Linked DNA regions of Homo sapiens: region 1 is linked to region 2. Evidence: chromatin contacts called from ENCODE Hi-C or POLR2A ChIA-PET data. All regions are on one chromosome and are shown on one strand. The core of a region is the stretch at or near the end of the contact, and the rest is flanking DNA. Distances in the headings are between cores, read along the strand shown. Region 1 overlaps SRGAP3 (SLIT-ROBO Rho GTPase activating protein 3). Region 2 holds the start of SRGAP3 (SLIT-ROBO Rho GTPase activating protein 3).

Region 1 (6,189 bases), core at 2,062-4,561, 180 kb before region 2:
TCCCCCCTACCCACCACCACCCCACTGGGATGCAGGGGAATAAGGGGGAAGGCTAAGGCTGTCCGCCAAGACCATGGCCCTCCCCTTTGTGCCCTGTCCCCAATCGCTCCCAGCCCAGGGCCCCCACTCACCTTCTCCTTCATCTTCTCAATCTTCTTCACAGAGCTGCGGCGCTGGGGCCGGTCCTCGTGCCGGAGCAGGTTCATGCTGAGGTCTCCTGACTTATTGAACTGCTTCTCCTCCTGCTTCTCAGCCTCCTTCAGCTTGCTTTCCGCACTGATGCTCTCTGCATGGTACATGTGGTAGGTTTTCATGACCTGGGGGTGCACAAGTAGGGGAAATCAGCAGCCAGCTATGGCCCAGCACGGCCCTCCCTGTTACTCCTGGCTCCATACCAAGTTCTACACTCTAGCTGGCCACTGCCCTGGTCCCAAAACACACTCTGGGCACCTGCCTTCCTTTACTTTTGCACAGACTCTCTGAGGACTGGATATGATGATGATGGTCATTACCATCACCATCATCATCAACAACAACATCATTAAGCCCTAACTAAGAGCCAGGCATGGGCTAGTAAAGAGGAAATTAAAAAATAATAATAAATAAATAAATAAATAAATAAATAAGGAGGAAATTTAAAAGGGTAACCGTAGCTCCAAGCATCTGGGGACTGTCAGACGTGACAAGGCAAGCCTGGCCCTTGCTCAGCTGTCCTCTCTAGCCCTGCCAGTAGTGACTGTGGCATCCCTCCGTCTCCTCCCAGTGCCGCGGGGAAAGCCCCTCCTCCCACACCCATGGGAATTGAATGGGAAACATCCTTCTTACACACAAATCATTTTCTCAGCTGTTTCCTGAAGTACAATGGGCTGCAAATGGCTCTGTACCCAAAATGAGTAATATTAAGTAACCCAATAGATATTCTATGCTCTCTGGAATAAATTCATCCTTGCCTATAAAAACAATTCCTATAAAGCAAATTGCACTTTGCTACTCTACTTCCATAATAAAAAAAATGGATATTGTTATTACAGGGGAAATTTCTGAGCCAGAAGAAATTCTAGACATCATCTAATCCAACAACCTTCTAGTTTGACAAACAGGGAAACTGAGGCTCGGAGGTGCAAAGTATCAGTGCAGAGATGCCAGACTTTACATCCATGTATCCAGGACCACAAGCAAAATATAGAACTTCCACTGCACCAGAAAGATCCCTCATGGCCCTTTGCAGCCAATCCCTGACCCCACCCCAGCCCCAATCATAGATTTGCCTTCTGTCACTGTAGATTGGTTTTGTGTGTTCTAGAATCCAGTTCCATGGAATCATACAATATAAACTCCTTTGGATCAGCCCTCTTTTCATTCAGCATAACTTTTCTGAGATTCACTGATGGTGCCGTACATATCAGAACTTCTTTTTTATGGCTAAGTATTCCATTGTATGGCTATGCCACAATCTGTTTACTTAGTCATATGTCCACAGCTACTTGAGATGTTTATAGTTTTTAGCTATTTTTGAATAAGGCTGCTATGAATACTTATGTACATTTCTTTGTGTGGACATGTATTTTGATTTTTCTTAGGTAAATACCCAGGCGTGGGATGGAGGGTCATATGGTAAATATATATTTAATCATATTGGAAATCTGGCCTCTCACTTTTAATCCACCACTTTTTCTACCAGATCATCCTAGATTGTCTGTATCATTTTTTCATAAATAGAGACGGGGTTTTGCCATGTTGTCCAAGCTCGTCTCAAACTCCTGGGCTCAAGTGATCCTCCTGCCTCAGCCTCCCAAAGTGCTGGTATTATAGGTGTGAACCACCACACCCAGCCCTTAATGAATTTTTTTAATTCATTACCATTTTCTGAGCAGGCATACTTTTAGTAGCCTGAACACTGGCTGGGCTGCTCCATACCAACAGCATTTTTACTGGTCCCCAACCAGAAATGTACTTTTCTTCTGCAATGCCAAGTGTATGATCATCTTTCTATGCTAAGAAACAAAGAAACTTCTGGAATCCATGGCTCCTGGGCCTTGTTCATTCTCTTCTGTGGCTTGGATTACTGTAACAGCTAACAGAGCCAAGGCTTCCCCCAGGAATGAAACGTGCTCCTATCTAACCAAGCCCTGTAAGTCAGAGAACTCAGAATGAATTCCTGGCCAACCCTAAAATCTTATTCCTTGTCATTTGAAGTGCTGTGAAGTGCGTTTATTAGAATGAGGAATTCTGTGACTTTATTTTTTCTTTTTGAGACAGAGTTTCACTCTTGTTGCCCAGGCTGGAGTGCAGTAGCATGATCTTGGCTCACTGCAACCTCCACCTCCTGGGTTCAAGTGATTCTCCTGCCTCAGCCTCCTGAGTAGCTGAGATTACAGGCACCCGCCACAATGCCCGGCTAATGTTTATATTTTAGTAGAGATGGGGTTTCACCGTGTTGGTCAATCTGGTCTTGATCTCCTGACCTCAGGTGATCCTCCCGCCTTGACCTCCCAAAGTGTTAAGATTACAGGCGTGAGCCACCACGCCCAGGCTCTGTGACTTTTATCATTAAATCACAGCATTGATTCATTGTTCAGAAAGTTGCCTTTGCCACTGGCCAGGAGTCAATGTGGCAACATATATTGTAGATCATGGAAGGTAAGAATATGGACAAGTGTCTGGGCTGAATCCTGATGGTCCCACTCCTTAGCTGTGTGACCTTGGACAAGTCACACAACCTCTCTGACCTCTGCTTCCTCGTCTGTAAAAATGGGATAAAAATTTACTTCCTATGCTTGTTATGAGCACTAAATGAGTTAATTTCTGTAAAGTGCTGAGAACAATACCTTCCACATAGTAAGAGCCATGGAGGTATCTATCAGATGCTACCACCACCACCACCACCATCATCATCATTATTATCCCTGATTTGGGCTCAGGGTTTAAGAACCTGAAACATGCTCACTTGGAAATGCTTACAAGCTCTGGAGAACATTAACTAATGTGAAAAAAAATATATTTTTATGCCATGTTTCTCCCTTCTTCCTTCATCCTAAAAATCCCCCAAACTTGGAAAACAATACATGGATTTAAAATGCAGTCAACTTTTCTTCATGGGTCTTGGTGGAAAGACGGCTTCTCTGCGTTCCGTCCATTTTTGCTCATTTGCGATCTCCCTAAGACTCCAAAAAACCCCCTTCTTGCTGATTTCATCCTCTGTGTATGCCAGTTCCACCAAGATCACATCCAAATAACTCAATGGACCAGAATATGTGCCATATTGATGCGTTCTCGACATCTAGTGGCCAAAAGGGGTGACTGCAGACTTGCAGATAATCAAAGCAGGCGCCTATTTTGATGATCTTCATGCCTTGGTTAAAAGGACACTGGGGCCTGTCAGGGGAGGCGGCGGGAGGGAGAGCATCAGGATAAATAGCTAACGCATGTGGGGCTTAATGCCTAGGTGATGGGCCTATAGGTGCAGCAAACCACGATGGCACACGTTTACCTATGTAACAAACCTGCGTGTCCTGCACATGTATCCTGGAACTTAAAATAAAAATAAAATAAATGAGTCCATTGAGTTATTTGGATATGGTCTTGGTGGAACTGGCATACAGAGAGGATGAAATCAGCAAGAAGGGGGTTTCTAGGAGTTTTAGGGAGATTACAAATGAGCAAAAATGGATGGAATGTAAAGAAGAAATAAAATAAAATAGGTGTGGCTAAAGTGTGAGAACGCCTGCTGCGGCTGTCTCCAGGACCCCACCTTCCCCCTTCTCGACATGTCCCTCCACATCCACAGACAACCCTGGGTTCTTTGCCTCACCACCATATTGCTGGTGTTTTTCATGTCTGGATCCCATCCCCGTCTGCGTTCAATGATTCCTGCTACATCTCCTTTTTCTATTTTGGCTTCTGAGTCTGCTTGCCTCGCCACGAATCTGTCATCTGTGCTGGGTAGTTCAGGGGAAAAGAGAGCCTTTCTATTTACAGCTAGATCTTCCTGTCCAATCACCATGCATCCATCCACTCTCTCAAGGTCAACAGCCCAGCTGGGTGTTCTCAATTCCCACATATCCTTTGCCTAGTTTTCTTTTTTTATTTTCTCTCCCTTTACATCATTTTCTACTCTTCTTGAGCCACAGAGTACTCTTCCTGCCCTCCGACAGGCCAAACTTCCCAGACAGCCTCTAAACTTCATTCCAAAAATCCCATGCTTGGAGAAGACAACCCAAGTACCCTGGGGCCAAACTCCCTGTGATCTACTCGATTCCTGATTCCAAGAATAACAGTGAACTCCACTGCCGAGGGTGACTTATGACAGACAGCTGCCACCAAAGAGTTCACCTGGAAGTTTCTCCAAAATGACTCTATTTGTACCCAGAATCCTCTAGATGTTTCTTTTATTTAATTACCTGATACATGGGCTTCAGCATGAATGGTCCTTAGCTCAATAGACTAGAACAGTTAGCTCAATATTGCTAGTCCAGGATGCATTAAATAATATTTAACCTTATCTATTGCTTCAAAGTTTGCAAACCTCCTTCCAGGAGCCCTTCTAGTAAAGGAGCATTTCAATGAGTCCTTTCCCTAATCCTGGGAGGTAGTGTGATGACAGTAACAACAATGATAGCAGCTAGCATCTATTGAGCACTTACTACTTGCCAGGCCTTGCTTTATGCACTTTACCTATATTAACTCATTTATTTCTCAAAAAAACCCTATGAGATAGGCATCCTATGATCCCTGCTTTACAGATGAGAAAACCATGGCCCAGAATAGGTCAGTAAGTTTCTCTAGGTGAAAAGCTGGTAAGTGGAGTCAGGGTTCAAAGCCAAGGTGGCTGACCCCAGAGCCTGGGCCTACTGAACACATGGTTGTTTTGCTTTCCTTGTACCCCTTTCTCAACTGTAAAACAGGGGTGAAAGGCTCCTCCAGCCCACTGGAATTCGGGAGACTTGGTTTTGAGACTCAGCCCTCCCACTACTTGCTGGGTAGCTGTGGAGAGGTGTGTCCTCTCCGTGTCCGCCTGGTGAAGATCAGAAGGGGGTAGATGGGGAAAGTGCTGTCAACTGCAAATTATCAAGTGACCAACTGCCAGCAGCAGTGTGCCCAGGGCTGGGAAGGGGCAGAGGTGGATGCAGGAGCTCAGCTGAGGCCAAGTTCCTGAACTGGGGATGTCTGAAGGGCCCCTCAGAGGTACCCATCCACTTGATGCCAGGGAAGGGATTCACTTTCCAGCCCTCCAGACTCTATTCAGGGAGTCTAGGGAAGGACTTCGTAGGGATGTGTCAGTTAAGACCACTGTTCTTGGACCAAGTTCAGTTGCATGTGTTCTCAGAATAAAAGGTCCTCCATAAATCTTGGTGTCCTAGCCCCTCACTTGAGGAGATGGAGGCTCAAAAGTAGCAAGAGCGGGCTGGGCGCGGTGGCTCATGCCTGTAATCCCAGCCCTTTGGGAGGCCAAGGCGGGCAGATCACAAGATCAGGAGTTTGAGACCAGCCTGGCCAACATAGTGAAACCCTGTCTCTACTAAAAATACAAAAATCAGCCAGGCGTGGTGGTGGGCCCCTGTACTCCTAGCTACTCAGGAGGCTGAGGCAGGAGAATAGCTTGAACCCAGGAGGCAGAGGTTGCAGTGAGCCGAGATTGTGCCACTGCACTCCAGCCTGGGCGACAGAGCGAGACTCCATCTCAAAAAAAAAGAAAGAAAGAAAGAAAAGAAATAGCAAGAGTGCTGTCCAATGTCACACAAAAAGCCAGGCAGAGCTGGGACTGCAGGCCAGGTCTGTTTACCGCTAAGCATTGCCTCTTCTGGTCATCACACTGCCTTTTGCTTTGCACACATTGCCTTTTGCCTCTTCCCTGATCCTCAGATTCTGAAAACAGCAAAGTGTTATCTGTACCATCTTTCAGCCCCTCATTTAAATGCAAAAGAAGGCAAACAGAATCTGGAAGTTGACAGCATCCATAAAGGGACACCTGAAGCAGGATAAGGATCAGTTGTTAGAAAACAGCTTCTCAATGATGCAGTCCCTGTGTGCTTCCTCCACCCTGCAGACAGGGCTGTCCCTGGGCACAGTGGCTCACTGCTTCCAGCATTTGTGTATGGGTGAAACCCTAGGCCAGTGCATGACTGAGACCTCCTTGAAGGAAAAGAGAAGCAAAGTCCTGAGGCCAGGGTCTTGTTCGTGATAGTATTC
Region 2 (6,289 bases), core at 375-2,874:
AGCGTGGATTTAGGGAGCGGCTTCTGAAAGAAGTATACACCCGGTGGCACAGAAGGTGCAACCAGCAGCCAGAGGTCATCTCGCCCTCCCGGCAGGCTTCTCCTGGAACCCCGGAAGCCAGGCAGCGCTGACCAGCCCAAACGGCATGCCGAGGTGTTGGCTTTGAATGAAAGCTGATGAACCTAAACGCCAGGGCACAGAGTGATTGGGCTGCACACTGCGAGATAATACATTTTCTGCACCAAGCTCCCTTTTTATGCCCAAATGCCTGCATTAGTCTGGATCAATATGCCCCATAACAGTTAATCCATGGCAACCCAGGCCAGCCCAGAGACACCGACAAAGAAGTGCCGCCCAGGGATGCTGCCTCGCTGTGCACATGCATGTGAATTCCGGCCCAGAGAAAGAGGCGGAGGCAAAACCACCACCACCAACAGAAACCAAAAAGGGGGAGGAAAAAAAGAGCAGATGGTAAAAAAATACCCCAATATTAAAGGGCTTTTACCATGGCAGGGAAGGGGTGGAGGTAGTGACTATCAAAATGGCCTTAGAGTGACATGTCACCGCCAAGATGATGGGGTATCAGCGACACTCCTAAAGTCAGGCATAGGATCCTCCTCACACACCTGCAATGCAGAGACTGCTGCCCATTCCATAATCCACACTCCCAGCCCCAGCGCTATCTGCAGTTGAAACCAGTCCGGACTTGTGCGGCTGCCACTGTTACTCCTCACAAAAAGATTATTGATGCATAACATTTCATAATGGCAGAGAGGAAAACGGGGGGCAGCGGGGGATGGGAACCAGAACAAGAGAAAAACGAAAGGGGAGGAGAAGGAAAACTCTCCCAGCCCGCATCTCACCTTTTATTTGGGCTTCATATTCAGCAATGATCTCTTTGTCTTTCTTGAACTTAGTTTGAGATGACATCTTCTGACGTGGCCAAAGGAACTGACAGGCTGTTTGATTTATTTCTCCTTTTCTTTTCGAGTCCTCTCTCAAGCCCTGGTAATCACACAGCTCTGGTCGATTTCACAGGTTTAGGGACTAATCTCTTTCACTTGGCTGCAGAGCAGGGAGAAAAATCCTTCTCCTTCTGGAAGGAAAAATCTCTTTACTTGCCGAGAAATGGCTCTAGTAGCTTGCCCTGGTCAGCTCCTCTTGCAAAAGAAGAATCACCCTAGGAGCACAGTAACCTGCCCCAGATTTTCAAAGATTTTTCTTCCAAAAATAATAATAATAGTAATAACCAAGCGCACTCACACACACATGCACACGTACACACACTCACGCATGCACAGGCACACTCACCGGGACACGCACACAGTTGTGCTGTGCACACAGGCATACACACACACACCCTCACACGCACACACACTCGCTGGATCACTCACACACACACATCCACGAGAGGCGCGGCGCCTCTTTGGTCGTGCAGCCAGCCCCTGGCTTGCTTTTGAAGGCTCTGCTAAGTCGATGGTCAGGTTGCCAAAGGGCCGGTCATCTCGCATCCTCCCTCCCTTCGGTGCCTCTGGTCTGATGTCCAGTGAGGATCAAAGCCAGGAGAGCGAGATGGAAGTTTTCCTGCTGCAACGCTTAAGCTCCGGTGAACACAAGGCTGGACTGCTCGCCCTGCAGGGCTGGCTGAGCTCTCCCCCACTGCTCACGTCACTAGACTCCGCCTCCCGGATTTTATAACAACTGACACATTGTAGCCTACAGGAGAGCAGAACTCACTGCAAGCAAAAAGGGGAAGAAACGCTCACAAAAGGGAAGGCAGCAGGAAAAGTAATCGGGTTGGTAAGTCTTGAGAGGCTTCTGCAAACTCCAAACATTAGCACTTGGGTTAGGGATTTTTCTTCCAAAAACTTAAGATCCTCCCTTTTTTTGCACTGTGCAATTTAATTCAGTTTCTGGAATCAACAGCTATATGATGGTTTGTCACTCTACTGGGATAGTCTAGCAGAGGGCCTGACCCATGTAGGGAAAAGCATCAATATTTGTTGAGCAGTTACTTGGTGGCAGAGACGATGCGAGGAGTTAAAGGCATGCAGCTTAGCAAAGCCACGCAGAGCAGGCACACTGGAGGCAGAACAGCTGGGTGGGTCATTGGCTTGTGGGGCTCTGGGCAAATTCATAAGTCAGACTGAGCCTCAGTTTCCTAGATAGTAAAATCAGCTCTCTTTGGAGGCTATGTTATTCATTCTTTCAACAGATATTTACTGAATGCTTACTATAGGTCTAGCACCGTTCTGGGTACAGGGATACAGCAATGATCAGAACTGGCACACACAAAAATCCCTGACCTTCTGAAGCTCCCGGGGCTCCACATCACACAACTCCAGCAGTTTCCACCATTCATGCTAATATTCTTAGTAAAAAGCACCCCTGGAGTAGAAAGCATTGTGAATGGTGCCCCCTGGAGTTGTACGAGGCAAGAGGCCCTGGGAGAGGAAGACCAAAAATAAGCACAGTAAGTATATTATATAATATCATACAAAATGTAAAGTGCTATGGGAAAAAATATTGCAGGGTAAGGAACATCGGGAATGAGAGGAGCTCTTGAAAAGATCAAAGAAAAATGCAAAGCTAAGCTTAGCACAGTCTCTGGTGCATAGCAAGCACTCAATAAACAGTAGCAACTGTTATTACCCTTTTATATCCCCCAACAACCTAACAACATAGGTATAAGCACCACTCTTTCACAGACAAAGGAGCAGAGGCTCAGATATGGGAAGTGACTTACCCAAGGTCACCAGCCTTCCAACCCAGGCTCAAAGTCTCCTGCATTCTACAAGGGAGACCAAACCCATTTCATGTGGAATTAAGGTAGAATAAGATTCATTCTGTAAAAACTGAGTCAAGCACTAAAGAGTCGCTGATCACTGGAATTTCATATGCTAAGATTGTCACTAATGTGTATTGGCCCCTGACTGTCCCCTGAGATAAATGTTCCCAAATTTCTCAAAATAGGTATAGTCTTCCATTTGCCTTTTTCTGAGTCTATAATAAATGATTCTGTTTGGACTCAGAAATGAATAGGTTATCCATGCTAGTCCATCAAGGCTTCCTAGAGGACATGGCAGCTGCAGTGGGCGTCCCCAGGCAAGTATGGCAAAGGGAGTGAGGCGGGGCAGGATGTTCTCCTGGAGCACACAGCATGAGCTGGGGCCCACAGGTGGCAAAGCACAAGACCTGCTTGGAGCAACGACAGGGAGAAGTCCAACTGGTGAATCATGGGGCTTATTATAGCCTTGTACCCGGAGGCAGGAGGTCACCAGTTCAGAAATAGATGCCACTGGCCCGCAGCCCTTGCCATCACCCCACTGCCTCACGCCTCCCCTGGACATGTTCAGGCCCTTTGCTGTCCTCTTCTAACTAGTTCAAACCCACAAAAGCCCCACGTTACCTGAGAAAGATGGGCACAGAGATTAACATCCCTGCTGCAAGTCTAGATTCTTCAAGAAAAATGAAAGTTAAAACCATACACCTTGGAGTACGACAGACTGGATCCTCTCCTGGCTCTGCCACGAGCCTTGAGCTCATGAGAACTTGAGCAAGTGGCTCAACCTGCTTGTGTGCCCACTGGTGGCAGGAACTCAGTAAATGTCAGCTATTTTCACCATTATTAAAATTTTAAATCCACAAATAGTTCTAGGAGACCTATGTGTAGGGTGCTGAGCCATGGAAATGTCACAAAAATGTCACAAAAAGCCATACAAAACCAAGGCCAAAGATGGTATAGCGCTCTGAGCTGACACCTGGCAGAGGCTGGGTTTTGGAGTAAGTCAGATGGTGGTTTACCTTCTGGCTCTGCTGTGCACCAGCTGTGTGTGGGGCTCATGGAGGAATACACCTTCTCTGAGTCTTGGTTTCCTCATCTGTCATAGGGTAGTGATCCACCCATGGCACAGGATCCAACACGATCATGGATTTAAAGTGCCTGGCATAGAGCAGAAGTCTCACAGACATAATTTCTTTTTTAGAGCTGTGGAAATGTGTTCTTCAACGTTGGAGGTGGGATCTGGTGGGCAGTGTTTGGATCATGGGGATGGATCCCTCAGGAATGGCTTGGTGTCCACCCCACGGTAATGGGTTCACAAGAGATCTGGTTGATGAAGAGTCTGGGACCTCGCTCCTCTTCCTTGCTTCCTCACTCACCATGTGATATGCCTGCACCTTCCACCATGATTGGAAGCTTCCTGAGGCCTCATCAGAAGCCAAGCAGATGCTGGTGTTATGCTGGTATAGCCTGCAGAACCATGAGCCAAATAAAACTTTTTTTTTTCTCAAGATGGGGGTCTCACCATGTTGGGCAGGCTGGTCTCAAGCAATTCTCCCACCTCAGCCTCCCGAAGTACTGGGATTGCAGAGTGAGCCACCACACCCAACCAAATAAAACTTTTTTCTTTAATTACCCAGCCCCAGGTATTCCTTTACAGCAATGCAAAATGGACTAATACAGGGCCCAGCCAAGCCAGACCTAGGACTAGAGCTTGGTCTCCACAGATACCCAGATTGGGAAAAGGAAGAGAGGAAAAAAAAGAGGAAAAGGTCTGTGTCCCCTGAAAAATCCATCACCACACACAATAAACCCACATCATCTGGAATCTTCTATCCCCAAGAAGATGTGGGTGTGACCTGGGCAGGCCCCCAGCACCAGGTCCTCACCCTTCCAGTCCTCCCCACAGCCCACCCCAGCCCTCCCGCTGCCCTCCTGTGACTCCTCCTCTGTGAGCCCACTTTTTCCTTGCTGTCTGAGAACCAACTGCTATTCCCAATGTTTACCCTTCACATGGTAGTAACAGAAACCAGATTTGTCTCCAAATAAATGTGGTAGGTGTGAGGGGAGGGCCTCTACCATGTGATTTGATCTATGCCACCCACTAAGGACCAGAAAAGCCCCTGGAAGTGTTTATTCCATTTCCTTGGGGCTCATCTCCTGAATTCTTTTAGATTTTCCTAAATTATACTGATAGCTAGTATTTACCAAGTTCTCCCTGCACACAAGCACAGGGCCAAGCACTCTATGTAGATTTTATCACTGATTTTTTGCTACAGCCCCATGAGTCCAGTGATGTAAATCATCCTTGTTTTGAAGTTGGGTAAACGGAGGCCAAGAGCAGTGAAGCAAGTTACCCAAGATCACAAAGCTAGCTAGTAACTTAATTGCACTGAAGCCCAGGTATGGCTCATAGCGGAGCCCAAGGACTTAAACAGTGCACGATTCTATCCCGGAGGAATCAGCATAGGAATAATTGCTATCAAGTAATAACCCATTTTTTCATTCCCTATAATTACATTGTTTCAATACGGAGTTCAACGTAAAGTTTTCCATTTAAAAAAAGAATTTGGGGTTAAAAATATAAGGAAAACATGTCACAAGTGACCACTAGTGAGGCATAAATTACAATAACAGCTAAACAATGCAAAACTCACTGAACCGGTTTCTTTTCCTGGTAGAAAGAAAAAAGGCTTCATCTGAAGGAAAAGTGGCCAGAATAGTTTTTGGTTGAAAGTACTTTTATTTTTCTGGTCGAATATGAACACCTCCCCCTCGCCGAGATGACTAATTTTGTAACATTCTCCACGTTGCTACCAGCAAATACATCCTTGGGCAGCTCAGTGAATAATTCTGCCCTTCAAGCCCTGCTCTGCAAAATGAAAGCAACAAGCAGAACTCAGCTAGTTGATGGCAGATTTTAATAGAATTAATAGTGATGATGACAACATGCCTAATGTGTATATATTGCTTTATATTTTGTAAGGCTCTTTCATATCATTTGTCGTATGTGGTCCTCACAATAACCCTGGGAGGGGACGGAATGGCAAGTAGGGCTGTTTTCAATACCTGTTTCATTGGTAAGGAAATACGTGGATAAGCAGAGGTTTTGATGGTACAGTTGTTTTATAACCTCAAGTTATAAGGATGACCTTTCCAACTGTGTCACAAAACCCATTAGCTGGAAAAGCTGACAAATTCAACCACAGAACAATACTTACAAAATTCTGCTTGACAAAAGCAAAGTCAAAGACCAATGGCAAGCTCAGAAACAATAGTTGCAACACCTATCATAGGCCAAAGAATAATTTTTCTAATATCAATTCAAACAAATACTCATACATGAATATTCGTAGGAGCCCAATTCACAACAACCAAAAGATAGAAACAACCCAAATGTTGTTTGAATGAATGGATAAACAAAAAATGGCATATCCATATGATGGAATATTACTCAGCCATAAAGAGAAATGAAGTACCAATACATGCTACAGTATGGAGGAACCT

The links. A loop is a pair of places that touch in the nucleus more often than their neighbours do. ChIA-PET counts read pairs that join two places held with the same protein, here RNA polymerase II (POLR2A). Pooled maps may share reads with other maps.
Region 1: a loop to region 2 is called in a map of cardiac septum, with 5 times the contacts of the local background. The contact joins the enhancer-like site here to the promoter of SRGAP3 in region 2. A Hi-C loop is called at or near these places in 5 of 168 maps with a recorded cell type or tissue (PC-3, Right ventricle myocardium inferior, cardiac septum and 1 more), 1 of 37 single-sample maps with no recorded cell type and 15 of 50 pooled maps. POLR2A ChIA-PET finds 5 or more read pairs at or near these places in 4 of 52 experiments (H1, PC-3, WTC11 and 1 more).

Annotation. Positions count from the first base shown.
Region 1 is chr3:9,064,265-9,070,453 of GRCh38, forward strand. It overlaps SRGAP3 (SLIT-ROBO Rho GTPase activating protein 3), which reads right to left. Exons shown (of 22, transcript NM_014850.4): 5 at 132-317. Among named protein-coding and RNA genes, the nearest start is that of RAD18, 100 kb to the left of the region's middle. Within about 2 kb of position 3,312, at least 3 of the 41 ENCODE cell types and tissues checked have a DNase peak (open chromatin) inside an H3K27ac peak, as active enhancers do.
Region 2 is chr3:9,248,022-9,254,310 of GRCh38, forward strand. SRGAP3 (SLIT-ROBO Rho GTPase activating protein 3) reads right to left here and starts at 1,625. Exons shown (of 22, transcript NM_014850.4): 1 at 864-1,625. The coding sequence starts at 930. SRGAP3-AS4 (SRGAP3 antisense RNA 4) reads left to right here and starts at 1,735. Exons shown (of 3, transcript NR_146969.1): 1 at 1,735-1,800. RefSeq lists an enhancer at 1,404-1,643.